Linked DNA regions of Homo sapiens: all the other regions are linked to region 1. Evidence: chromatin loops called from intact Hi-C (ENCODE). Cell type or tissue: IMR-90. All regions are shown on one strand.

Evidence for each region. Peaks named below come from ENCODE experiments on the same cell type or tissue, not always from the same donor. Only the 100,000 strongest peaks of a DNase experiment are listed, where the experiment ranks them.
Region 2: it touches region 1 in a loop (3-fold over the local background); 2 of 110 quality-filtered maps call a loop at or near these places.
Region 3: it touches region 1 in a loop (3-fold over the local background); 12 of 110 quality-filtered maps call a loop at or near these places.
Region 4: it touches region 1 in a loop (12-fold over the local background); 6 of 110 quality-filtered maps call a loop at or near these places.

What each region holds. Positions count from the first base shown.
Region 1 is chr6:74,086,545-74,089,044 of GRCh38, forward strand. The region is part of intron 1 of LOC101928516 (a long non-coding RNA gene); the gene reads left to right. Among named protein-coding and RNA genes, the nearest start is that of CD109, 390 kb to the left of the region's middle. In IMR-90, a CTCF peak has its summit at 1,555; a DNase peak (open chromatin) is centred at 1,547; H3K27ac peaks cover 271 bases.
Region 2 is chr6:74,279,192-74,281,691 of GRCh38, forward strand. The region is part of intron 1 of LOC101928516 (a long non-coding RNA gene); the gene reads left to right. Among named protein-coding and RNA genes, the nearest start is that of CD109, 580 kb to the left of the region's middle. In IMR-90, a CTCF peak has its summit at 1,289; no DNase peak of the experiment used is centred here.
Region 3 is chr6:74,573,933-74,576,432 of GRCh38, forward strand. The region is part of intron 2 of LOC101928516 (a long non-coding RNA gene); the gene reads left to right. Among named protein-coding and RNA genes, the nearest start is that of SNORD156, 550 kb to the right of the region's middle. In IMR-90, a CTCF peak has its summit at 1,074 (motif pointing left); no DNase peak of the experiment used is centred here.
Region 4 is chr6:74,408,658-74,411,157 of GRCh38, forward strand. The region is part of intron 2 of LOC101928516 (a long non-coding RNA gene); the gene reads left to right. Among named protein-coding and RNA genes, the nearest start is that of CD109, 710 kb to the left of the region's middle. In IMR-90, a CTCF peak has its summit at 984 (motif pointing right); a DNase peak (open chromatin) is centred at 1,014.

The DNA of each region.
Region 1 (2,500 bases):
TATAGAGTAATCTAGTTTTGGTAATCATTGCTCAAGTAGAGGGGATTTAAAAGTCTGTAATCTCTCTCCTCCTTAGCATAGCTGAATAAAAAATGAGCTGTTCTAATGCTTTGATAGCATTCATCTGTACCAAGCAGCCAATGTATCTGATACCACCTGCAATTCAGGTTTACACAATGTGAATTTTCACTTGATACAATTACACTTCTTTATTGCTTTGAAGATGGCATAGCAGACTTACCCACTTGATTGTTCAGGAAAGATGAAGATTGATGCTATAACTTTATCCCAGTCACTCATTGACAGCACATAAGAGTGACTATACAATGTCTGGTACTGTGAGTTCAAAGACATGGCTCCTATTTATAGTAGCTATGACCTCAGGTGTCCTGATCTTAAGTATAAAAACCCGTATGTATGTAATAATGTCTTATATTAACCAAACTTCTCTTTACTGTGTCTTGTATGCATTTGGCCTCAGAGTTGTATTTAGAGAGAAAACCTCCAAAACATGGAGATTTGGGAAAGGAGATGTGTGTGAATATTTGGGAAAGAAGTCTGTTTTGGAAGGCATTATTTTATTATTCTATCCAACCTTATTTTAAAAATACAGAAATAACCTCTAAGCTAGAACTGGGCTGTCTTAGTAAGCTTTTCATAAATACTGTTCAATTTTATTGAGCAGTCATAGAAGCTTAATTTGTACCTTAGTGTTTAGTGAAAACTGAATATTTAAAAGGTTAATCAAGTCATCTTTATATCCTCAATATCTAGCAACTATTTGTTCTTTGAATGAATGAAACTATGTGGTTCTCTAATATTAGAGACAGAACAAAGGAAAATGAACTTACATGGTTTTTTCTCCCCTTTGGGAGAAATATTTAACATGCTACAGAGAACCTATAGTTTTTAAAGATCCTCAGACCTTTAATAAAACCCTTTTTGCTTAGATTCAAGCAATTTTTATACTTTTGCTTTCATTAAAGCATATATTGAGCTTTGGAAACATATGAGAATTAAGTGGAATCACATAATATGAATTATGTTAGTTTTAGAAATATATTTTGTAACTGTCATGTTTTCTTTCATTCACCTCATTAATTTGAATTATTAAAATGTTATATTTATGTATATAACTTTCTTCTTACATATATGTAGTCTGTGCTCTTTATCTCACAAAGATCAATTGAGGATTTAAAAAATTTAAGTATCGCTGCTTGTAAGCAGTGAAACTATATTAATAGAAAAAACATCACAGAAAATAATTGGAAGATATAATTTAAATTAATTTATATAACCTAATTAAAAATAATTTTAAATAAATACCAGGTAAACTGTCTAGTAACAACTTCTCTTAGATAGGGATATGATTTTCCTGACATAACGGTGAGAACACAGTTGTCCTCAGACACTTAGACCAGAATTAAGGAAGTACTAGAGTACATGCCATGAAAGAAAGACTAGACTGAAGAACCTTTTGGGTGAATAATCCATTATGTCTTTCCCATCTGTTTTATGCTGTTCACATTCTCGCTATGTGAAGTTATTCAGCCACTGGAGGTCTCTGTTTCTCTGTATAATTTTAGCAAGATGCATGTTTATCATTATTTGTAAAGAGAACCATTCCCTTACAAAATCACTGATATTAAATAAGGGAAGCTAGTTAGCTACATTTCTGTTTTCAATAGCTAGAAACTGTATAAGCCTTCTATATGTTATAGTCACAGTTTCAGTTTATACAGGACAAAATTTGTGGCAATTATCTTGCGTGGGATTGGATGAATATCCACATTTCAGGATCTTCAAATAGCTTTGTCTTCAGTATTATTTCTATTTATGTGACAAAGCACCAACTATAATTGGTGAATTGATTTTGCCTTCTCTCAATTTTCTTATTTGGAAAATTTACATGTTTTTCTTTAAAATATAAAATAACCTGAATGTGTGTGTGTGTGTGTGTGTGTGTGTGTGTGTGTGCATATATACATATTTTTTTATTTTTTTTGTGAGATGGCATCTAAGATGCCATCATTCTAAGATACACCATTATTTTATGAATCAGTAAGATAAAAAAAAATTACCAAATTAAACCAGGACACAATATTTATTGTAATATGTATCTTGGTTTCTAGCTCTGTCACCCAGGTGGGAGTGCAGTGCCACAATATCACCTCACTACAGCCTTGACATCCTGGCCTCAGGTGATCCTTCTGCTTCTGCCTCCTGAGTAGCTGGGACCACAGGCACACACAATGAGCACAGGCAGTTAATTTTTAACTTATTTGTAGAGACAGGGTATCCCTATGTTGCCCAGGCCGGTCTTGAACTCCTGGACTCAAGTGATCCTCCCACCTTGGCCTCCCAAATTGCTGGGGTTATAGGTTTGAACCACTGCTCCCGGCTGTAAAATCCTTCTTCTAAAAGAAGGATTTCAAGGAATTAAGAGAATATTTGCCTACAAACTACCTTGAAATATATTTTAAGACTAATAAAAATTCAA
Region 2 (2,500 bases), 190 kb after region 1:
CAAGAACCCTCAATGACTTTTATGCCTCATCATATTCCATCAATTCTGCCATAATCTATTGGTTTGAAGTTTATTGTTATAAATCCAGCCCACATTTCAGAAGAGGGGAATTCAACTCAACTTCTTGAAGTGAGGAGTATGATATAAAGGAGTTTGCAGATATATTTTAAAACCACCACATGCATTGAAAGGATAGAGAAATAATGCTCAGGAAACTATCCAACATAATTGAGCCACTAAGGATCCAGATTTGTTTTGAAAGTTTTCTCCTCTGTTTCTCCTATTACCTGGAAAATATCTTACCTTGGCTTCTGAAGCTATTGATATATATCTAATTGCTATAGGTATATTCCTAATAAAGTCTAAACTAATTACTAGGGAAACGGAACCCACAAAATTATGTTTATTTTTCCTTAATTCTGGAGTATTAATGTTAAATATGACCCTCCTGTCCCAGGATGTCAGCAGAGGCTTCAAAGCTGGGAACACTATATTTTAAGTGCTCTCTTGTTCTGAAGACCAGAGACATTTCCAAAGGACTTGCTAAAGAGTGGAAATAAAAATGATCTTATAAACTTTAGCCAATGTGACATGAGATAATAAATTTGGAGAAATAGGAGGAAGATGCTTTGAAAAGGATTGTTGGCTTACTCAAGAGGAGACTGTTTTATTCTAACTCAGCTAAGTGGTGGAGGATGTCTTCTTATGATGAAGGGAAACTGCCATATTGCCCCTGGTGGTTGTTGGCTGAGCTGTGGAAATGAGCTTGGGTGATGCTGATCTGTTTACCCTGGCTTGAATCCCTATGTGCACAAGGAAAGCTACCTCGAGTAACTGCTAAAGAACAAGTAAGGAGAGAAAGCTGCAGTGAGAGCAAATAACTCCATTAGTAGGAGGGCAAGGGTACACTTACTGGAGCAAGAGAAGGCACTGTGGAAGGAAGTGAAATAGAACCCTTTAGAGAGGATGTCTAGTGAGGCAAGGTGACCCAGCAAATGAAGGTTCTGTGGGGTGTCATTAGAAATGGGGACTGTGAATAAGCCACTTGAAGGCATCCAGAAAAAATGTTGCTCACTGGTAAATGATGTAATGTTGAACGCTTCTGTGGGAAAGCGTCTCCAGAGAACCCACCAAAACATCCCTTGTGTGAGAGAGCCAATGTTTGGACATCTTCCGTGACAGAGGATTTCCAACAACCAGGAGAAAATACAAATGATGCCATTAATTTTAAACAGATTTTTCCAATTTAACATTCATCCCTGTTCCCAACCCACGTCTAGGGGGAGCTAGAGGCAGTGTAGTGAGTCAGGAATGAAGTTGGAAGAGAAAGGTGGAAACATAGTAAAATATCATGATACGCCCTTGCTTCCAATTACTGTGAAACTGAGAATCAGTTCTGAGTGAGGCTGGGAAGTGGAAGCTTAAAATTGAGTGAAAACTGAATGCTTCGTTGTATATTAAACTGGAAAGAAGATGGAAAAGGAGACTATTCTAATGCCTGAAAGTAATCAGAAAGCTGTGGAATCTAAGATATGGCCAAGAGGTAAGGGAAGGAAAATACGACAAAACAGGTTTGAGGACAGATATGAACAAAATTAAAAAAAAATCCTACTTAAACTCTTTGGCCCATTCAATAAATTTGTTGCAAAAGAGCTTGTTGGGTACAATGTTTTCGAGTTAACGTCCTGTGGCATATTGGATCTCTTCACAGATGTTCATCAAGTGATGGTAAGTGGGAGAAGTTTATCTCTATTCTCACCCATCCTATAAATGCTGTGGAGTGAAGTGATGAACTGAGAGACTCATGTAAAATAGTACTGAGGATAAGCTGGCACTGAGCAAGAGGGAAGAGGACTAGTAACTATATTGTCAAGTACTGGCAATGAGAGACTGCATGTACACTGGAGTGTACCAAACATTGCCTTCCTGGTCAGAGAAATGAGCAGATCTGAGTAGACAATTTTTTTTCTTTTTTTTCTTTTTTTTCTTTTCTTTTTTTTTTTTTTGAGATGGAGTCTTGCTCTGTCACCCAGGCTGGAATCCAGTGGCATGATCTGGGCTTACCGCAACCTCCGCCTCCTGGGTTCAAGCAATTCTCCTGCCTCAGCCTCCCTAGTAGCTGGGATTACAGGCGCCTGCCACCACACCTGGCTAATTTTTGTATTTTTAGTAGAGACAGGGTTTCACTATTTTGGCTGGGCTGGTCTCCAGCTCCTGACCTCGTGATTCGCCCATCTCGGCCTCCCAAAGTGCTGGGATTACAGGCCTGAGCCAACATGCCTGGCCTGAGTAGACATTTTAACAGGCGGTGACAAGTGAACAGGCAACACTGAATGCTTTTCTAGACACCATAAGAAATAATTGCACTGTGGCTATTTTTTATTTATTTGGGAATTATTTGGAATCTTTTAATCTCTTCAGTTGGACTACTGCAAACTGATGATATTTGAAAGTGCACCTGCAACCACTTTTTTTTTTTTGAGATGGAGTCTTGCTTTGT
Region 3 (2,500 bases), 490 kb after region 1:
AGGCGTGAATAATTTCTCTGCCATCTCTTTCACCCTACTCCGGTTACCATGCGGAATGCCATTCTGGGTAGCTTGGAAATGGTTCTAGGCTTGTACCATAAAGAGGTCCAGACATTTTTTGTGGACTTATGATGGTAGGGAGAAAATAAAAAATGGATGCAGAGGTTGACCTAGCTATCCTATCCAAGTCGACTGGGGTTTGGGGTTTCCAGAATTGTTGTCATGTTTGGGGAGCCTTGCAAGTGGATTAATGACAAGGCATTTTGAGGGCTGCTGATCCAGGGAAATGGATCATGTTGTCTAGGGTACATGGCATTTCATCCGTTTATGCACTCCATCTTGTATTTAAAGGGTAAACCTGGTATTGTGGGGTTGTTAACAGTTAGCTATATTATTGGCTCTCATAGAAGAGGGTCTCTGAGAAAGTTTAGAACCACATTTTGGTTATAAAAAATTGGATAATTATTAGGAGAATCGACTCTTTGACTGAGTTGTACCCACAAGTTTTTCAATATTTGTCTGATTCCTTGTTTGCCAGTGACTGTCCTTTAGAGGGCTTCAAATACATATTCATAACAACAAAAAACAGCTTTTTCCTTATAAATGTTACAATAGTAGAAGCTGTAGAAGATGTTTTAGAAACTGGCTTGTTCTTTGTGCAGTCATATATTATACATATACACACAAACTATATATATATATACACACACACACACACACACATATATACACACACACACACACACACACATGCAGAAGAAGTTGCATTACCAAATATGGTAGTAAATCTAAGTGAGTCAACTGTTAATCTCCTTTGGCAATACCTTCACAGACATACCCAGGATCAATACTTTGCAACCTTCAATCCAATCAAGTTGACACTCAGTATTAAACATCACATTAGGATAAGCCAATCAGCACACTTCATCCTCCAGATGCAGAGAATGGTTCAAAATAGTCAAATAAACTTAGCCGCTATAAATGATGAACATTTATAACAACTTTTTCTGCTAAGACAATGACACTGTCCTACTTGATGGGACTATAGGAATTTGTAGAACTGAGAGATTATGGAAGCCATCTGGTGGTCTTGAGGCGTAACTGCCTGTGATGAAGCCTATATCAAAACAAACGAGGAGATAGACCAAAACCAGGTCCTTCGTGTCGATGCTGGGCCATTAGATAAAGCCTCTACCTGAGCCAGCTTTACCTGTAGACATTTTAGGATATTACATTCTATTAACTGAATAAGCAAGTTTTGAGTTGAGTTTTCTATTTCTTACACCCAAAAACATCCTATTGCTTCAGTCTGCAGTTTCCTGTTTAATTGATAGAGGAAAGCAGTGTATTCAGAAGTCCCTAAAATAATGAAGGTCAGATTTTGAAATTCTTATTAGACTGTAACTTTTATTAATTTTTATTGTTAGCTTTTGTTCTAGGTTCAGGGGTACATGTGCAGGTTTTTTATATAGGTAAATGGCATGTTGTGGGGGTTTGGCATACAGATTGTTTCATCAACCATGTAATGAGTATACTACCTGATAGGTAGCTTTTCAATCCTCACCCTCCTCTCAACTTCCACCCTCAAGTAGGCCCAGTGTCTATCGTTCCCTCCTTTGTGTACATGTGTACTTATTGTTTAGCTCCCACTTATAAGTGAGAACATGCAATATTTGGTTTTCTGTTCCTGCATTAGCTTGCTTAGGATAATGCCTCCAGATCCAATGATGTTACTGCAAAGAACATGATCTCATTCTTTCTTATGGCTGTGCAGTATTCCATGGTATATATGTACCACATTTCCTTTATCCAGTCTTTGGTATTTAGGTTGATTCCATAGACTGAAACTTTTAAAAAATAAGTAGGATGGTGTTCTCTAGTGGTTTGCTTATCAAGGGACTGCCTCCATAAATAGGGTGACCATTAGTCTGATTGGTTTGCAAGAGAGTCCCTAGTTTATGCCTCTTGAACCAGCATATTTTTAAAGAGCTCCTCATTTCATAATTAAGTATCCTGGTTTGGACAATAAGTTCTATGGTCGCTGTACTAATAACATATCCAAGGCTCAAACAATTATTTAGCTTTGGTATCTCTATTATCAGATGAAACAGAGGTTAAAGCACATCAGTTTAGAAACATTTTTTATCTTGCTCATCACCATATTCCCATTGTTTAGAAGGGTGATGGGAACATAGTGGGATGACTATTTTTTGAATGAAGGAATGAATGGTGCCAGTGAGCATGACTTATGAGACCATAATCCAAAGCCATATAGCCCCTCTAATGCCAGTTTACTTGTCTCCAAAATAGTATTAAAAATAAATATACCCCATCTACCTTATGAATTTGTTAAGAGGATCAAATAAGTTAATTGTGTGAAAAGCTAGCAAAAATTTAAAATTATATATACATGTGGTATTTAATTATATACAAAAGAATGCAAATGTTACAAGTTCTTTCAATTTCTACCCAAGTAATAAATATACCTAAATTTGAGTCA
Region 4 (2,500 bases), 320 kb after region 1:
AAACTTCCTTAATATCATCCTTTCATGGGAATTCCTTAGAAAGCCTCAGGTACCCCAGAAATACATATATCTCAGTTTGAAGACTCTTCTTTTAATTCAGATAATATTTTACAGATTTTTTTAATCCTGAATATTAGAAGGAGTTAGAAAGTATATCTTGGAAATGTCTGGAAAAGGCTTATTTTAGGTGTTATTTTCAGAAAAGCTCTAAGTATTAATTTTCATTTTGCATTATGTTTTCATTATGTTTTTTACATAACCAAATTTCTTTCTATCAGAGTTGCCTTTACTTTTTATTCATATAATAGCACAGAGAACACTGATGAAGGAATAAAACTGTTTCCTACTCAGTATCTCCCTACAGGAGTGCAGCTATGACATCAGTGCTTGGAATGAACAGTTGCCTCCATCAGGAAGGCAACGTGACCTTTCCTCTTCTTATTATGGCAGTGTCCCATAGGCCTCATATTTCATTTATGAAACTCTAATCTCTAGCTTTTTAGTATCAAAAATAAATTGTGATTGTTTTGTTAGTTTTAAAACCAAAAATGATCATCAAAGCATTGTTAGTATCTCATGAATGTGTGTGTGTGTGTGTGTCTGTGTGTGTGATGGAGGGCTTCTTTTCAATAATAACAACATAGGAGCATTGTTGGTTGAACACTGATTGCTATATATGTTGAAAGAAATTATAATATAAATGTCATTTGCTGGAAGTGACTTGGGAATAAATTTGGGAGAAAGCACATTTAAAAGTAAAGCTATGATAAATATATCATTGTATATGTATCATCTTAAAATATTCAGAAATTTGGAATGTGGAAAATAACATAATAATACAGTTAGCTTACATATAAAGAAGTACAGCAAGGAAATGGAATCTTTACCTACCTTAATATGAGAAGAGAAAGAAGATAAAAACAATCTCTTCAGAAATGCTTATCCATTTGAGAAGACCTCATATATTTTCTATCCAGTAGAGAGCAGTCAAAGTCCATGATGCTGTCATGAAATTCAGGCCTTAGTATTACAGGCATGACTGTTAACACTGAATCATCTCATCCAGGTCCTTTCTGAGTAAGGATCTTTTAGAATACTGGACTAGTAGTCTTTCTTTGCGTACAATATTCTTTCTCATACCTGTCCTTGATATTAAATGCAGTATTTATATGCATATTTACACAGAAGTTTATTTGGACACAAACAAAAAACATGTAGCCAGCTTGTGGTTATTGGTCATGCTTTTAAAAATCTATAGTAAGTCTACAAACTATGGTATTTTAAAAAGTTTATGTAATAGAGACAAGCAGAAAGCATGAAGTGGGGTAAGCTTAATATTCCAGGAAAGAATATCCTAAGTGCCACCAGATAGGCAAGACTCATAATTACCAGAAGCTAACATATGACATCCTCGTGGCAATAGTAGTGATTGAAATACAGGGATTTTTCAGAGGTAGATAAATTAAAGAATAATTAAATTAAAAATCACCAAGAGATGATTAGATGATATATTCCATCTTTGTTACCTTGCTACCTTTCTCTTTCCAATTCCATCCTTGTTACCTTTCTCTTTTTCTTTTAGTGTGCCAGAGGAGATTAAAATATGGAGGGATGTTATCTAGTTATATAGATAGAAAGTATATCTTGCCATTGTTTCTGCATTATCTAAGGTTTTGATAGTTATTATATAAAATCTTTGAGTGCAGATCACTTCTGCTTTGCTGATACAACATATTCTCAAAAATGATCCTGAGGGACTACTCTCAAGAGACAGCATCTTGCAAATGCACAGGACCGTTCTATTTCTCTGTTTAGTCTCATAGACAGAAATCAATCTGAAATCGTCACTGGAAATAAGAAGGAGATGTATTAGGAAAGCAGTAAAATTAAATTTTAGTATGTATATTTTCATGCATTCTCAAAAATGTGTTCATCTCTTTTCTTTATAAAATTAACATCAAACAATTGGAGACTCCTTTAGTATAATGCATTAAAATGCTGTCTTTATTTATGTATCAATGGCACTATTGATTCATCATCAACAAGGCAGAGAGTTTGAGGTGGTTTTTCCCAGTAGAGATGTTGTCACAAGACAGCCACATTCTTTTATTTGGCCATTCTCACAACCAAAGTCATACACTTTAATTGGTAGACAAGAGTTAGGTATGTAATTTGTGGTCATGAAGCAAACTGGAACTAACTATCCCACATGTGGTGAGCTTAAATGTCAGGCTGGTCGGCTCTACTCTTGCCAGCTGAGCTAGTGTATCAGAGGGACCACTGTTAAGAATGGTTTGATCACAACTGTTAACAACCTCTTGTACTTTCCTTTAAAATGAATGCTTTTATTGAGGTTCAAATTTTTGTCATTGAGATTAATAATAAGTTTGAATTTGGTTGTGATGTTTCCTTAAAATATCAAGATTCCTCAACCAATAAAATAACTATTTTATTGAGGACATTTGAAAATATTGTTTCTATTACAAAATTTTATTGGGCA